Regions from separate parts of the Homo sapiens genome. Here region 1 is linked to region 2. Evidence: chromatin loops called from intact Hi-C (ENCODE). Cell type or tissue: ascending aorta. All regions are shown on one strand.

Evidence for each region. A loop is a pair of places that touch in the nucleus more often than their neighbours do. Peaks named below come from ENCODE experiments on the same cell type or tissue, not always from the same donor. Only the 100,000 strongest peaks of a DNase experiment are listed, where the experiment ranks them.
Region 1: a loop joins it to region 2, with 5 times the contacts of the local background. A loop is called at or near these places in 2 of 110 quality-filtered maps.

The regions. Positions count from the first base shown.
Region 1 is chrX:130,162,804-130,170,803 of GRCh38, forward strand. AIFM1 (apoptosis inducing factor mitochondria associated 1) reads right to left here and starts at 3,038. Exons shown (of 16, transcript NM_004208.4): 1 at 2,748-3,038. The coding sequence starts at 2,853. It also overlaps a transcript of RAB33A not described here. RefSeq lists enhancers at 2,687-3,026, 7,883-7,932. In ascending aorta, no CTCF peak of the experiment used is centred here; DNase peaks (open chromatin) are centred at 3,038 and 3,398; H3K4me3 peaks cover 2,448 bases; H3K27ac peaks cover 2,161 bases.
Region 2 is chrX:129,839,588-129,847,587 of GRCh38, forward strand. ZDHHC9 (zDHHC palmitoyltransferase 9) reads right to left here and starts at 4,299. Exons shown (of 11, transcript NM_016032.4): 1 at 4,109-4,299; 2 at 3,672-3,739; 3 at 2,192-2,493. The coding sequence starts at 2,358. In ascending aorta, no CTCF peak of the experiment used is centred here; DNase peaks (open chromatin) are centred at 3,115, 3,804 and 4,374; H3K4me3 peaks cover 1,858 bases; H3K27ac peaks cover 1,215 bases.

The DNA of each region.
Region 1 (8,000 bases), 320 kb after region 2:
ACCAAACAAAATATTATAGAACAGAAAATGTCTATTATCTAACCTATCTGCTCCTCTGTGTCTGAATGCAGACATAGAGTGATGACTATGAGTTACCTTCAATCATCTCTGGAAGGAGGCAGAGCATCCAAATAAATAAAGTAAATAAACAAATAGTAGCTATCATGGTTTTAAGGCAGAATGCAACATATAATGGAAATGAACCTGACAATGGTGACAGATGTCAACGAGATAGTTGCAAGGCAGGTTTAAAGTTTAAAGGTTTGGGAGGCTGAAGCAGGTGGATCACAAGGTCAGGAGTTTGAGACCAGCCTGGCCAGCATGGTGAAACCCCGTCTCTACTAAAAATACAAAAAATTAGCCCGGCGTGGTGGTGCATGCCTGTAGTCCCAGCTACTTGGGAGGCTGACGCAGGAGAATTGCTTGAACCCAGCAGGCAGAGGTTGCAGTGAGCCAAGATCGTGCCACTGCACTCTGGGAAACTGAGCGAGACTCCGCCTCAAAAAAAAAAAAAAAAAAAAGTTTAAAGGTAAGGTGGAGGGAGAAATGGTGTATAAACGAACCTTGCTCTTTCCCACCTGTGCAAAAACACACGGTAGATGCTACTACATGAAAAAGAAATCAGATTAAAAGCAGTTAGGAATCAAGCCACAAAACAGAGTTAATTCCTAAAATGAGAGTATCAGAACTTCTTTTTGAAAATTTAACACTACCCTCACCCATTTTTAAAGGCAGATGATGTCATACTTTGGTGCACGGCCAAAGGACAAAGAACAAGTGTATGCAAAGAGATGGATGGATATGTCAGGAAGTCCGAATATATTCTACAGTAGACTGCCTTCAAACAAAGACATGCAGTGGAAAAAACCATTTGAGTCTGTATTTTTCAGTAGTTCTAACAACACCAACCACTTTCCAATGTCTAATAAATCAACTTAACTTTGCAAATGCATATTTAATTGATGAGAACTTTTGGTCAGACTTTAGAATGCTGGTAAAAGTTGTGAGACTTAAGCAAAACAACTACTCAAAGTTTGAAAGGCCAGTGTGGATGAAAAAATTCAGGTTATCGCCGGGCGCGGTGGCTCACGCCTGTAATCCCAGCGCTTTGGGAGGCCGAGGTGGGCGGATCACGAGGTCAGGAGATCGAGACCATCCTGGTTAACATGGTGAAACCTTGTCTCTACTAAAAATACAAAAAAAAAAAAAAAAAAATTAGCCGGGCGTGGTGGCGGGTGCCTGTAGTCCCAGCTACTCTGGAGGCTGAGGCAGAAGAATGGCGTGAATCCGGGAGGCGGAGATTGCAGTGAGCCGAGATCGCGCCACTGCACTCCAGCCTGGGCGACAAAGCGAGACTCCGTCTCAAAAAAAAAAAAAAAAAAAATTCAGGTTATCTCAATTTCTGTGCAACAAGCACAGAGCACCATCATTTCAATACACAAAACCCTCAAAGATGACATCCATTGATAAGGCATTAGTTTAAAAGCTAAGCAGAGGTTTTAAGTTCCAAGAGCAGTATGTCCCAGGACATAACTCAAATACACCTATCAGGAAACATTTTCATTGTGCATAGCAACTGGAAAAACTGTTCAAATGCACATTTGCAAAGACCCTAACAACCCAAGGAAAATATTTTCCACTTTTTATTTTTAAAGCACCCAGGTGTTTCTGTATTGTAAAAGCCTCAAGGATAACTTCTGACATTGCAAATGCCCTAGGGGTGGACATTGAAGGATTACTGATTTTTTTTTCAAAGCAACTCCTACAGGTGGATCATTCATTGCCCCCATGAAGTAACGCAGTACGAAAAGAAGCAGGCTCAAGCCATGCTCAGATAAATTCACGGATATCTGATGTACAATGGGCTAATTACTGGGAAGAGACCCGAATTCATTCTTAACTTTTTGAGGTCAACTTTAGGAAGCAGTATGGAGTTGCAGCGAAGGGATTAAGGACCTGGAGGCTAGCAAACTATCCTTAGCTCTACCTATTAATTAACTATGTGACCTTTGGCAAGTAATTTCACCTCTCTGTGCCTCAGTTTATTATCTATAAAATGAGTGGGTTGACCTTTACCACAAAATCCCTTCCAGCTCTAAAATTTGATGAAACAACTTAATGGAGAACAAAATACAATGCGTTCTGCAAACTGTTTCTTTGAAGCCTTAAAGACCACCAAGAAGTACACGGCTCAGGCATCTCCAATTAAGTCTGGGCCAATTCTCTGGGTGTCTGGTACACAACCAACCGACTCCTTACTTGCCCTGCACCGTTTCTGTTTCACTGGGCATTCAAATCCATGGATCTCATCTGTGGTTTGGAAGGCTGAGCAGATAACACCCTCATTTACACAAGAAACTTAGGCGTAGGGCTTAAACGTCCTGTTTAAAGTCTCAATCGGTAAATGACAAAGTCTACTTGACCTCATTGCTCTAAAAAGGGGGGTGGGGGGTGGGGATGCCGGGGAGGCGCCGACAGCCAGTTGTTCTGGGATCCCTGAACAGCAAACGCTCCCGGGAAAAGGCCTCAAGCCGACTACTGGGTTCAAATCTCTTGAAGGTCAGGTCGGCATGGCTGAGCCAATTCCTCCGCTTGCAAGACTCAGGGTTCGGAGTCTGCCAATTTGGAATTCACGTGACTATGTGTTAAGTTTCTCGCGGGGACGCGGGGGTAGAGGGCTGCAAGGCACAGGGAGCCTAAGGCGCCAGGCCCTCGGACTTGGAGGTTGCCTGGAATGGGTCAGTCACCTGGGAGCCGGTTCCTCTGCCTCGGGCTTCGGACGCACACGGTCCGCACCAAGGGCACCAGCTTCTGCTTCAAAGCACCCGCCGCCAGGCCTCCACACCGGAACATTTCGGCGACCGCTATTCGGGACCTCCTCCTTCCCTTTCCTCTCACGCACGACCGACGGGTCAAACACCGTGAGCCCCGGCCAGCTCCCCCAGTCTCTTCACACGCACATTACGCAGACTCCTCCTCCCAGCTCCGGGTGGGCATTGGACAGAGAAGCCGGCCTGCTAGAGCCGGGGAAGGGGAACGGCGACCGGAGGCCTACTGCGCAGGCGTAGCACTCGCTGCCGCATTGCGATTGGTCCGCACGGCGAGAGGATTTGCGCATGCACTAGCTGGCCGCAAGCTCGCAAAGACGCTGGCTCTAGGTAGCCGGTTTTCGCGAGTTTGTGGCACAGTGTTGGACTGAACGAGTTAAGGAACCTGTTCAAGGAGGGACTCGTGGGGCCGCTTTGATTGGCGGTTGTGCCTGGTGCTGCCGCTGTGTTGGTGACGAGAACTGATAACAGCATCTCACAACAGCGTAGCCCCGGCATCGCACTTTGTTTTTTGGTTTTAGGACACCAGTTACTTGATACCGAAGCCTTCCTGATTCTTTTGCAGTGATCCAGATCCAGTTTTTCCATGAGTCCGAGGCGCGGAACCTGGCTTCCCAGATCCGGCGTGTACTTCCATCTTTTACCAGTTGCCGGCTCTTTCCCACCCAACCCGTTTCCTGGACAAGTAATTCTGCGCTCTTCTTCCCGCCTGTCACCTTTATTTATTAGTTCAGTTGTGTGTCCTAGATGCTGTATACCAGGTGCTACAGATACACACAGTCTCCTGCTGTGGTTTCTGTGCTTGGGAGCAGGATGTTAGCAAAAAGCGTTCGTGCTTCTCGGACTTTCTGGGAAGAGAAGTCTGCTAAGCAGAACTTTCAGTTATGGGAGTAGGGTGAGGGGCTGAGTGTAAATAAGTGTTTTGACTCTGCCAGATATAAGCTAAATTGGAAATAATGTTTTGGCTGCATGCAGAACATACAATGTGCCTGTTTCAAAGATTCAGCTTACATATTCATTTAACAAGTATTTATTGAGCACTTACCTCTTGGATTGTACTATAAAAGGGGCTCTGTTGGGTATGAAAAGTACGGATGGTCCCCGACTTACCCCTCACAATGGTTCGACTTACAATTTTTCGACTTTATGATGGGTTTAATGAGACCTAACCCCATGTCAGTCGAGGAGCATCTGGACTTAAGCATGGTTCAACTTACGGTTTTTTGACTTTATGATGGGTTTATCAGGGTATTAAATGCAGTTTCGACTTAACGATATTTTCAGTTTACAATGGGTTTATTTGGACATAGCATCTATATAGGAAGTGGCCACTGTCTAGTTGGGGAGATGACATATACCGGTCATTGAAATAATATCTGGTGTAGTGCCGGACAGAGCAAGAGAGAAGACTATGGGATGGAATCACTATGGTAGAACTTCGTGTAAGAAGTTATTTGAGTTGTGTCTTGAAGGATGAGTAGTAAAATTCAAACAGTAGAGGAAAAGGATTGATATTTCAGATGGTGAATACTTTCGGACCAAAGATAACATTTTTCATTGTTAAACATGTTGACCTTGGATCCAGACCAACCCACATTGAATCCTGGCTCTGCCACCTGGGCAAGTCACTTAATTGTGCCTCATTTTCCTCATCTACAAATCTCAGGAGGGTGTTCGGAAGACTAAATGAGCTAATATTTGTAAAGTGTCTTAGAGGAAGCACCATGCTGTTTGTTAAATGAAAAGGCTTGGAACTGTTTTAAAAAACCAAAACCCAGCACATTTTCGGGGGACAATGATAGAGAGTACATACTAAGAAGTATTGATGTGGTCAGGCTCCGTGGCTCATGCCTGTAATCCCAGCACTTTGGGAGGCCTAGGCGGGTGAATCACTTTAGGTCAGGAGTTTAAGACCAGTCTGGCCAACATGGTGAAACCCCGTCTCTACAAAAAATCCAAAAATTAGCCGGGCGCCATGGCATGCGCCTGTAATCCCAGCTACTAGGGAGACTGAGGCAGGAGACTCGCTTGAACCTGCCAGGTGGAGGCTGCAGTGAGCCAAGATTGTGCCACTGCACTCCAGCCTGGATGATGGAGCAAGACTCTGTCTCCAAAAAGAAAAAAATAAAGAAGTAGTGATAAAGACAGGCAAGTATGGTGGGGGGCCAGATTTGAACTGGCAAGAGTTGGGCCCTAACTTTGGAGGTAATGAAGTTACTTTTTTTTTTTTTTTGGTGGAATGGGGATAGAGAATGAAATTACAGGGCCGGGTGCAGTGGCTCATGCCTGTAATGCCAGTACTTTGGGAGGACGAGTGGGAAGATTGCTTGAGGCCAGGAGTTCCAGACCAGCCTGAGCACATAATGAGACATCATCTCTACCATTTTTTTTTTAAATTAGCCAGGCGTGGTGGTATGTGCCTGTGGTTCCAGCTACTCAGGAGGCTGAGATGGGAGGATCACTTGAGCCTAGGAGATCGAGACTGCAGTGAGCAGTGATTGCTCCCGTGCACTCCAGCCTGGATGACAGAGCGAGACCCTATTTCAAAAAAGAAAAAGAAAGAAATTACAAAGATACTCTTTTTTTTTTTTTTTTTTTCTTGAGACGGAGTCTCCCTTTGTCACCCAGGCTGGAGTGCAGTGGCAGTATCTCGGCTCACTGCAACTTCTGCCTCCCAGGTTCAAGCAATTCTCCTGCCTCAGCCTCCCGAGTAGCTGGGATTACAGGCAGATGCCACCGCGCCCTGCTAATTTTTCTATTTTTAGTAGAGACGGGGTTCCACAATGTTGTCCAGGCTGGTCTTGAACTCCTGATCTCAGGTGATCGCCCGCCTCGGCCTCCCAAAGTGCTTGGATTACAGGCATGAGCCACCTCGCCCGGCCTACAAAGACACCCTTCTGTGAAGTTTAACCCAGGAAGTAGTTTTGTTTTTTGGTTTTCTTTAAGAGACAGTCTCATTACGTTGCCCAGGCTGGTCTTGAACTCCTGGGCTCAAGCAATCCTGCTGCCTCAGCCTCTCAAAGTGTTGGGATTACACGTGTGAGCCACTGTGCCAGGCCTAGGAAGTAGTCATTATGTGGTGAAGATGATCCAGGGCTCCCTTACCCATTAAGCAGAGTAGATCAGTGTTCAGAAGTGCAGGCAATGGGTGACATTTTATCTAGAGCTCCTTTGGATAAATATTGAAAATATGGTCAGGCTCTGTGGCTCATGCCTGTAATCCCAGCACTTTGGGAGGCCGAGGAGGGTGGATCACTTTAGGCCAGGGGATAAATATTGAAAGTATCAATTCCAGGCCGGGCACGGTGGCTCATGCCTGTAATCTCAGCACTTTGGGAGGCCAAGGCGGGCGGATCACGAGGTCCGGAGATCGAGACCAGCCTGGCTAACACAGTGAAACCCCGTCTCTACTAAAAATACAAAAAAATTAGCCAGGCGTGGTGGCGGGCGCCTGTAGTCCCAGCTACTTGGGAGGCTGAGGCAGGAGAATGGCGTGAACCTGGGAGGCGGAGCTTGCAGTGAGCCGAGATTGTGTCACTGCACTCCAGCCCGGGTGACAGAGCGAGACTCCATCTCAAAAAAAAAAAAAAAAAGTATCAATTCCAAAGTAAGGTAAAAATTATTTATATTTACTTAACATTTTAACAGCCTTGCATTGATTTTTATTGATATTTGTAAAAACCAATAATCATGGATTGATTAAATACAAAGTTAATTATATCTGATGGCAAAAGAGACTGGAAAACACTGTCAAAATCATGATAATCAGGTACCTATGAAAACAACTGCATGTATTTGAAAGTAATTTAATAATGCACAATTAACACAAAGGGCATTGTACAGTACATTTAATTTTTTTACAATAGGTACAATAAGGTAGTTTTCCTGTCCTTTTAATTAAAAATTATATTTTTATCTTTTTTCAAAAGCAATATATACTCATTGAATTAATTCCAAAAAATATAAGTGGAAATCCCCCAAAGTCTCACCCCACAGAAGTAACAGACACCTTTTATTAGGGCAAGAAGCCCATTTTGAGATATCATATTTTCAGAAATCAAAGTTTCTTCCTTACAAAAGTAGACTCAGTGACAAGTTTTTGCTAGAAGCTTACATTGAAATAATCTTATTATGTACATATGTTTTTTTAATATCTCTCAGGAAGTTAGCATTAATTCTAGCTGTGAATTGGCAAAGGGCAAAGCCCCTTTCTACTTTGTGTACAGGATGTACCTAATTAATAGTTACCCCTCTCCACCTTAAAGCTATTCTGTAGATAAAGATCATCAGGGGCATTAACTTCCAATACAGAGGGGAACGATCCAGCAAACTAGGCATCAGACTAATCAAAACCAAAAATACTGTACAATGATGATTGATACATAATACAATGAAAATTGGTATTCATAAGGATGATTTTGGATTAGCCAACTAAGAGGAAATCCTTATCTGGGTAGTTTTAATGCTGAGTAGTATAATGTAGGGTTTTAGAAATGGGCGACCCACATATATGATAAAAGGGTTAGCTGTAAATATATCTGCTAGCTCAGCTAATAAACTTATTAACTGGAAGATGCCATTCTGAGTAACTTGGACGTCCTTGAGTAGTCACATTCCAATTTGCTTTCAGGTATATCACTGATGCACTGAATTGTTTTTCTCTCAGCAGAAATGGATTTGGTCATGTTTGTCTCTTCCTGCAGCTCAACCTCCCAAATAAGATGGCAGCTCAACTGTGCTGTTTGAATCCCTGACCTTGATGGCATTAGCAATAACTCACGAGTCAGTGCTAGTGACATGTGTCAGTGTTACCTTAGCTTATGAAATATGTAGGGGGAGAGGTAAAGTCTTAAAAGAAACAAATGGGTGCACTTTATCGTATGTAAATTGTACCCCCAGTAAAGTCGATTTCAAACAAATTCTGAACCCGCGAATGACTTTAGGGAGAAGGAATACTGGTCTTGACCAAGATGTGTGTGATGATTAGTAAGCTTTGGGCAGCAGCCCCCTAATACTGTAAGGAGGTTGTGTTCATTTATCATCTTCCAAGCATAATCTAGGCTTCTGGCAAATTAGACCCAACCACTTTGTTCTACATTCAGCTGCAGGGGGAGGTGAACCCTCCTAGGGATTCCCAACTCCCTCTGAAACTCCAGCGTTCTGGAGGGACTT
Region 2 (8,000 bases):
TGCCAAAGAAAAAGGCCGACCAGAAGGAGATTTCATTCCTCAGAGGCATGCTGGTGTACCTTGTACAACCTGTCACTGGCTAGGCACAAGGCAGCCACCACCTAAAGTGTCTATGTGTCTGTATATGACAGACACACACACACATACACAAGCACGCACATCCACACATGTACAAAGTATTCATCACCAGGGTCCTCTCCTCTGTGGTCACATTTCCACCTCCCCCCTCCACTCCTCTGCTAACACATTTACTTCCTTCTCCCCTCTTCTTCCCACTACTCCCTCCTCCAGCCCTATCTTCAAAAATATTTAGTCTTTCACACAGACAGCTGGTACTCAAGTAAGTTTTACAAATAACCTCACCCTTCAAAATGCAAGAAATAACCTGGGGCGGGGGGAAGTCATCATGGTAGAAAACTCAACCTGCCTCTGTCAAATGGTAACTTGGCTAATTAGAAGCTTCATCCCACCAGCGGTTTTCTTCAGAGGCCTGCAGGGGCCTCAGTGGAACAGATTCCAGTCAGATTCTTCTGCTGGCTCCCAGATACAAAAGGGGACAAATGGCAATACCTCCAAATTTCAAGTACCCCTGGCCAGTCAAACCAGAGGTTTCCTGGGCCCAGAACTACCAACTAACTCAAAGCCTGGGAACAAGGCTCATCTCTGTTTGGAATAGTTGTAATAAAAATTTAACCTGGAGGTGGGGGTGGGGACAAAAAGAGAAAAAGAGAGGAAGAATGATAAAGAACAGATGTCAGCTTTGCACTTCCAAGAAGAAGCAGGACAGGAATGAGGCAAGGAATACTTGGAGAGAAGGGTGAGGAGAAGGAAAAACAATTTTTAATGCTAGGGGCTTATGCCTGCCTGACTACACATGCTCACTGGTACCACACACAAGCACGTGCGTGCACATATGCACACACACACACTCATTCAGGAAACTCAAACTGGAAAGCAAATAAGAAGCCTTCAGCAACCTGCCTGACTTCACTAAACACTTCACAAAGTCAGCAGTAGCGGCGGCAGCAGCAAAAGGACCTTTAACAAAGAGTTCCTCTGACCTTACTTTCCCAGCCCCGTTATAAACTGGATCTCCCTCCCCCTGCTGTTACTCAAGCCAGCTGCAACCACCCAAAAGTCTGGCAAAGCAGCCCAAAAATCACTCTGGGTGCACTGGGAAAGCCTGAAGCCCTCACAGAAGGACAAAAATGAGCCCCAAGGGACCAGAGCTCATTTTACTTCCCCACTAGGCTGGCCAAGGTGCCCCCTCCTACCTCCCATGGACACACCCCAGCATAAGCCCTCCATTTCCAGGTCACCCATGTACATACACCATAGCACGCTCACCTCAGGTGTGGCTTACAGTCCACACACACACCTCTTGGCTCTCAAAGGCCTCCTCACAGTAATCCCAAAACAATTAGCAATGCTCCCATCCCTAGAGTGTAGAGCATTCTCAGCACACCCAGGAGACACGCCACAGTGCCCTAGAATCCAGCCGGCCACCTCCCCTAGAGACGAGACCTACACAGACTTCAAACAGTGGCTCGAGTACGAGGTATTACACCACAGAAAAAAAATCACTCCAAGGCTGGTACCAGACATACACAGAATATAGAGCTGTTTACGTTGAGTGATTTTGAGGGAAAGAGCAACTCACTTCTAATAAGCACGTATGTGCCACGCACACAACTAGTATGTGGTCCAGCTGAGGCTGGAACTAATCTGTAGGTTCCCAACTCAGTTGGCTTTTCACTGTACCAGCTAGCTGAGAGCTGAGCCTTAAGGAAACAGGACCCAGAATAACAAAATAGGTGAGGATTGCTGAGTAATGTAACAATGAGGGGTGCCCTCAGGTTTGTGTGCAGGGGAGGCCATCTGTCATTTAGCTTCTAAGGAGACCACTAAAAGGGAGAGGTGAGTAATTAAGACAAACTTTCTTATTTCCCAAGTCTATCAAGGACAGCCCCAAATCAGTACTACAAAATTGGTATCAAAGGTATTGGTCTTTTTAGGAAGTACATACTCTGTGATGACCACGAAGCAATGAATTCAGCTGGCATCTCTACAGACATCGCTCAAGAGGACGTTAAAGTCATCCAAGGACCAGCCCCAAACTCCCCAGAAAGCAGGTTCTTCCCCTGGACCCAAAGTAACCATAATCAGGTAACTCTACTCAACCGAAACTCACTCAAAGGCGAAGAAGAGTGTACATGTCCCCAGGATGAGGAAAAGGGTCAGGTAGAAAATGCCCTTTTGCCGGGCCATCATGACGCGGCCATCACAGCAAAAGGTGTTCCTGCCTGGGAGTTTCTCCCATTTCCGTGTCACCTTCTTTCTCACCACCATCACAGACATGATTGGAATTCCTGCTCCAAAATGGGTTTTGCGATTACACGAGAGAAGAAACAGAGGCTGAGCCCAGCTTTGAAATCACGTTGCCTGCTATTCCTGCCGCTGGGTCAAACATCATCAAAAGTCCAATTGCTAGCCCTAAGAAAAAGCAGAAAAAGAAAAAAAAATGAGGCAATAATAAGAAAATACAGTTCAACCCTCCTTTCCCAGAGACAGAAAGTTGAAAACTGACTGAAGGGGTGGGGACGGGGAAGTGGGAAAAGTTTATTTCCAATTCGTGTTTGTTCTCTAAAAGAAGGTATGATAAAAGGTTCTCAAAAAAGGAAAGGGGCTAGTATTTCTTCTTAAATAAGCCTCTATGCTTCCAATCTAATGCTGATGATCTGATCATCACAGAACCTTGGAACTAGAGAGGATTTTATAGGTGATCGTGCCAATTATTAATACTTTGTTTTGTAAATGAGTAAACTGAGGACCAGAGAGAGGAAATAACTTATCCAGGACCACACAGCAGCAATGCTGATACTGCTAACTTCCAGTCAAGGGCATGTTCCACTATGCCACAGTGTTCTTTCAACATCATTAAAAGGACTCTAAAAATAATAGTAGAGTTTCTGTCCTTATAAAACCTCCCTCCCTTCCTCCACTTCACCTTCTTTCTTCAATTAGCCACTCGAATATGAATCACAGCAGGGAACAAGTCACCCTCTGGCAGGGCCAGGAGGTTCTGGACGCTCTGTGCACATACGTGCATTGTATTTACACAAAACAGATTTCCCCTCATCAAACCCTCTGCAACTTCCTGAGTCCGGGAAATGAAACAATCTGGCTGGTCTAGCCTAACATTTGTGAGAATCTTAATGAAACCACATCAGAGACCTGTAGGTGAAAGGCTGACTTAAGCAGGAGAGATTCTGGAATGGTTGGTGACTGCTGATGGCTGGTTGGGGGGTGGGGAATGGCAGCAGCTAAGAAAAGTCACAAGGGCGCTTTCTGGGACATGTCCTAAGTACCATCTCTACTCAGCATCCTGAATTCCCAGGCCCAGAGTTTCTCAGCCTCTGCTACCCTTCTCCTCCGCTCAGGTGTGGTGTTGTGGCCTCTATTTACCGACACCACATGCCCCACGCTGGCAGGACTGAGGCGGAAGCCTGCAGCCCGACGGACGGAGGGAGAAACAGCCAACTCGCGGGCTGGAGAGGGCAAAGGTCCAAAAACAGCCTAGGAGCGGAGCAGGGAAACGAGAAGGTAGAAGGTTCGGGGAAGGGGAGGGGGGCCCAGAGGTGCAGAGAACCCGTCCTTTGTGTAAAACTAACCTGGAAGACAATCTCCTCCCGATAAACCGGCCCAGCGGGAGAAGGGAGACCAGGAAGGGGGAGCCGGCCTGGAAGAACAAAGATCAAAATCCGTCGGGAAGCAGCGACCGGCTCCCCAGCGGGGGGCCGGAGGCCGGAGGCCGGAGTCCGGGGCCGAGCCGCGGGCGCGGCCTCTCGAGGCCCGCCCTGACTCCGCCACGCCGCGGACCACCGCCCCAGGCAGGTTGGGACGCGCGCCACATCCACACGCACACGCAGCCACACGCTCGTACACACTCACACACGCCCCGCCACGTGTAGTCACCCCGGGCCAGGGGCTCGGCGGCTGCCGAGTTGAGAAGGGCGGTGCCGACGTCCCCGCCTCCAGGCGCCGCGGAAGGGGAGGCAGCCCACCCTGCAGCCGAGCCCAGGAGACCCCCGCCCCCACCCCTCGTTACCTGAACCACGGAGACCCAACTCGGCCGGCAGCTGACGGCAGGAAACGGACCGTCCCAGGGAATCACGTCGGCAGCCAAAGGTGGCAGCGACTTGTCCTCCCCGGGCCGGGAGGCTGTCTCCTCCTGACAAGGGGCCCCAGTGGTCGGGGCCCTAAACCAGCTGTGGCAACCGCCCACCACTGGCCAAATGGAACGCTCCTCACGTCACCAGGTCGCTCCAGTAGTTGCTCGCCCTCTATTGGCCGATCGGCCTCGGCGCCTCCGCCCCGGCCGCCCCTATCCCGAACTGCCATTGGTTTTGCCTAACGCCACTCGACGATGCCTCCGCCCACTCCTCCACCCATCTCCCTGCTGCATGCCCACCTGCCAAGCCACTGCCAGCCTCTCTTTGGGGTCTGAGCGCCAGTATGTGAAGTGTTGCCTTCTATTAATATAGTTACGCAGAGACGGAGGTTAAGGGTAGTGCCGATGGGACAGCAAAGGGTGGAACCAGCCTACACACACGCGCGCGCGCGCGCACACACACACACGCGCGCGCACACACACACACAGTGAGATGCTGAAGCAACACTAGCTCACAGATCCGGGTGCTCACCCCAAACTAGGTCTGCCATGGGCCTCTCCAGCCCTGCTTGCATTTTAAAATCAACCGCAACTTGAGATTTTACTCTTTATCGGCATAAAAACAAGTCATCTGCCTCCCAAGTCTCATTCAGTAGCCAGGGACCCCATATCTGTCCCAGTCACCCTAGCCTGCATCTCTAAGTCTTTCAAATCAAAACACACAAACAAGCATAAAAAGCATGTTGTAAAGGATAAATGTCCCCAAGAACGTATTATCATTTTGCAGCACCTAAAACAACTAATTGACATTAATGGAGTTAAAGAAACTCCACTGAGGACATAAATTCTTCCAGGTAGGTAATGAAGTAAAGATTGCCAAAAAGGTTGTAAATTTTTATTCGGTTTGGAAAGCTTATGATGATTAAGGGGAGAATCCAAGGCAGAATTCCCACCCACCAACCAGATTGATTTTTTCCTTCTGCCACCCAGCTCTGCATTACTGCCACCATGAGCCACTGCTACTGATCCGAGTGAGTTGCATGCATTAAAAGTTTGAGATTGGGCTGGGCGCGGTGGCTCACGCCTGTAATCCCAGCACTTTGGGAGGCCGAGGCAGGTGGATCACCTGAGGTCAGGAGTTCAAGACCAGCCTGGCCAACATGGCAAAACCCGTCTCTACTAGAAAGACAAAAGTTAGCGGGGAGCGGTGGGACTCGCCTGTAGTCCCAGCTACCAGGGAGGCTGAGGCAGGAGGATCACTTGAACCCAGGAGGTGAAGGTTGCAGTGAGCCAAGATCATGCCACTGCACTCCAGCCTGGGCGACAGAGAGAGACCCTGTCTTAAAAAAAAAAAAAAAAAAGTTTGAGATTGAAGGGGGGAAACAATTGAGAACCACAGTATTATACTATAGGGTGACTTTAAAAGACACTAGGTCTGTTTTCACCAGTATGGCTCCTGCCTTCCAAATATAAGAGGAAATATGAGAAAAGGTTGAAGGTGGCATCTCCTTTCCAAGTGTAAGAGGAGATAAGAGAAAAGGTTGAAGATTGGAGGAGAATGCCTACATTACCAGCCTAGGTTTTCCTAAGCGTGATAAAAATTTCAAAGTTTTAGAGATTTGGTATTTGGAATTAGTACAGAAGAGACTGCCAAAGCTCTTCCTAAGGCAGTTGTATGTTAGTTGAAGGACCACATACATGGTCAAGAACTATTTTTCCTTTACAGTATATGTGTCCCACACAATATGAAACAAAAAGCTACATAATAATTACATTTGACACTTTCATGGCACCCTTCAAAATTCTTAAAGGATTTAAAAAACACTAGGTAATTCTGAGATGTGTTGTAATTAACTTGCAAAGGAAGGTTTGTCTTTATAAAGCTTCCATTGTTCCTTAGCACTCATGCTGATTATGATCAACAGTTTATTCCTCATGAAGTGTACGATCAGTATCATTGCCTCCAATTCTCCCGCTTTGAATTCTGGAGGGTGCTGGTATTGCACACACTTGGTATGGGAGGGAGAAGAACTTCCCTAAACCTCATCAGCCCTGTGGATTTCCAAGCCTATGTATATCAGATGCCCTTAGGAATAGTATGGTCACCCCAGCTGCCATCCTTCTGACTATGGAGCAGTGAAAAATAAGCCTCTGTAGCACTCAAACATATTTTGTCCATAGCTCAGGTGCAGGTGAAGCCTGAGGAGTCCTGGAATCGATGTGTCATGGTGACACATTCCTGAGCTCTGTCCCTCCCTGCTCTGGGTCACATTCCCTCTCGGACTAAGTGGCTATGTGAGTCAGGCTTGTTTTATTACAATCTGTTATTATTTATTCTCAACACTCAAAGAAAAATAAGGAAAATTTATGTGGACAAACATCCCATAGTACTTCCTCCTATGTAGTTACATCATTTTATATAATCCTTAAAGTCTTAATACACACACACAACTAAATTGTGACTATAAACTGAGACTGTTTTTTCCTATTCTTTTCTCTTCTCTTTTCAACAGACTTCCCACTTTTTACATCCAAGTCAGTGTTGGCTCTTTTGAAAAGAGGTTATAGGCCGGGCACAGTGGCTCACGTCTGTAATCCCAGCACTATGGGAGGCCAAGGCAGGCAGATCACTTGAGGACAGGAGTTTGAGACCAGCCTGGCCAACATGGTGAAACCCTATCTCTAGCCAGGCATGGTGGCAGGTGCCTGTAATCCCAGCTACTCAGGAGGCTGAGCATGAGAATCACTTGAATCTGGGAGGCGGAGGTTGCAATGAGCCCAGATCGCTCCACTGCACTCCAGCCTGGACGACAGAGCGAGATTCCATCTAAGAGAGAGAGAGAGAGAGAGAGAGGGAGAGAAAGAAAGAAAGAAAGAAAGAGAGAGAAGAAAAGGGGTTATAGTCATGTGATGAGCACTAGAAACACCACAAAAATCAAGGTATAGCCTTCCAGTTTATAAGACAGCTCCTTGTGTTATCATGTATGTTCTGGAGTATTTGTTTAAAAATACCTGTCTCCACATTTATTCTTCATGTGTGTGTGTTTGTGTGTGTGTGTGTGTGTGTGTAGGCGTGTGTAGGTGTAGGTGTAATGTGCTGTTTGATCCTGAGTGCCACCACTGGGTTGAAGCTTTCCTGTTAGTGTTGCTTCAAAGACTCTTCTGTAACCACCCGGAGACCCATTCAGTACTACATCCAGGAGCAGACATAAAGCATCAGCCCCCATCCTGCTTTTGAGCTCATGATAGCTCCTTTATTCTCTATTTTCTGTAGCCTCAAACTTGTCATGTCACTTTGCCCTCCTCCCCACACACACAGCCCTTTCCACCCCACCTCTCTGACTTGCACATCTCTTTCTGCTTTCTGGCTATAAATGCATGTGTGTGTAGAACGAATTGATGAACAAAAGAATGAACCACGGAATGCCCTACCCACGCATGATGAGCTAGTATTCTTAAGCAACATCTGTTTCTCTGAGGCCTGGGCTGCTATCACTGACATAGAAGATCCAGGATGGTAGGTAGCTCAGAAAGCACATAAGCCTTATGGCCAGACAGGCCTCGGTTCAAATCCTGGCTCTGCTACGTAATAGCTTGTATAACCTGTGGCAAGTAATTTATCCTTTCTGAGACTATTTCTTCATCTGTAAAATAAAGCTAATACCTATATCATGGAGTTATAAAGGGAATTGTGTGCTAACTGTCTGGCATGGAAGAGAGACACAGTCAATGCTGTATGTTATAATGACATCTCCATTACTGCCCCCTCCCATCTCCCTCCCTTAGCCATCCTGCTGACTGGGGTAGAGAGGTAGAAAAAATGAGACCC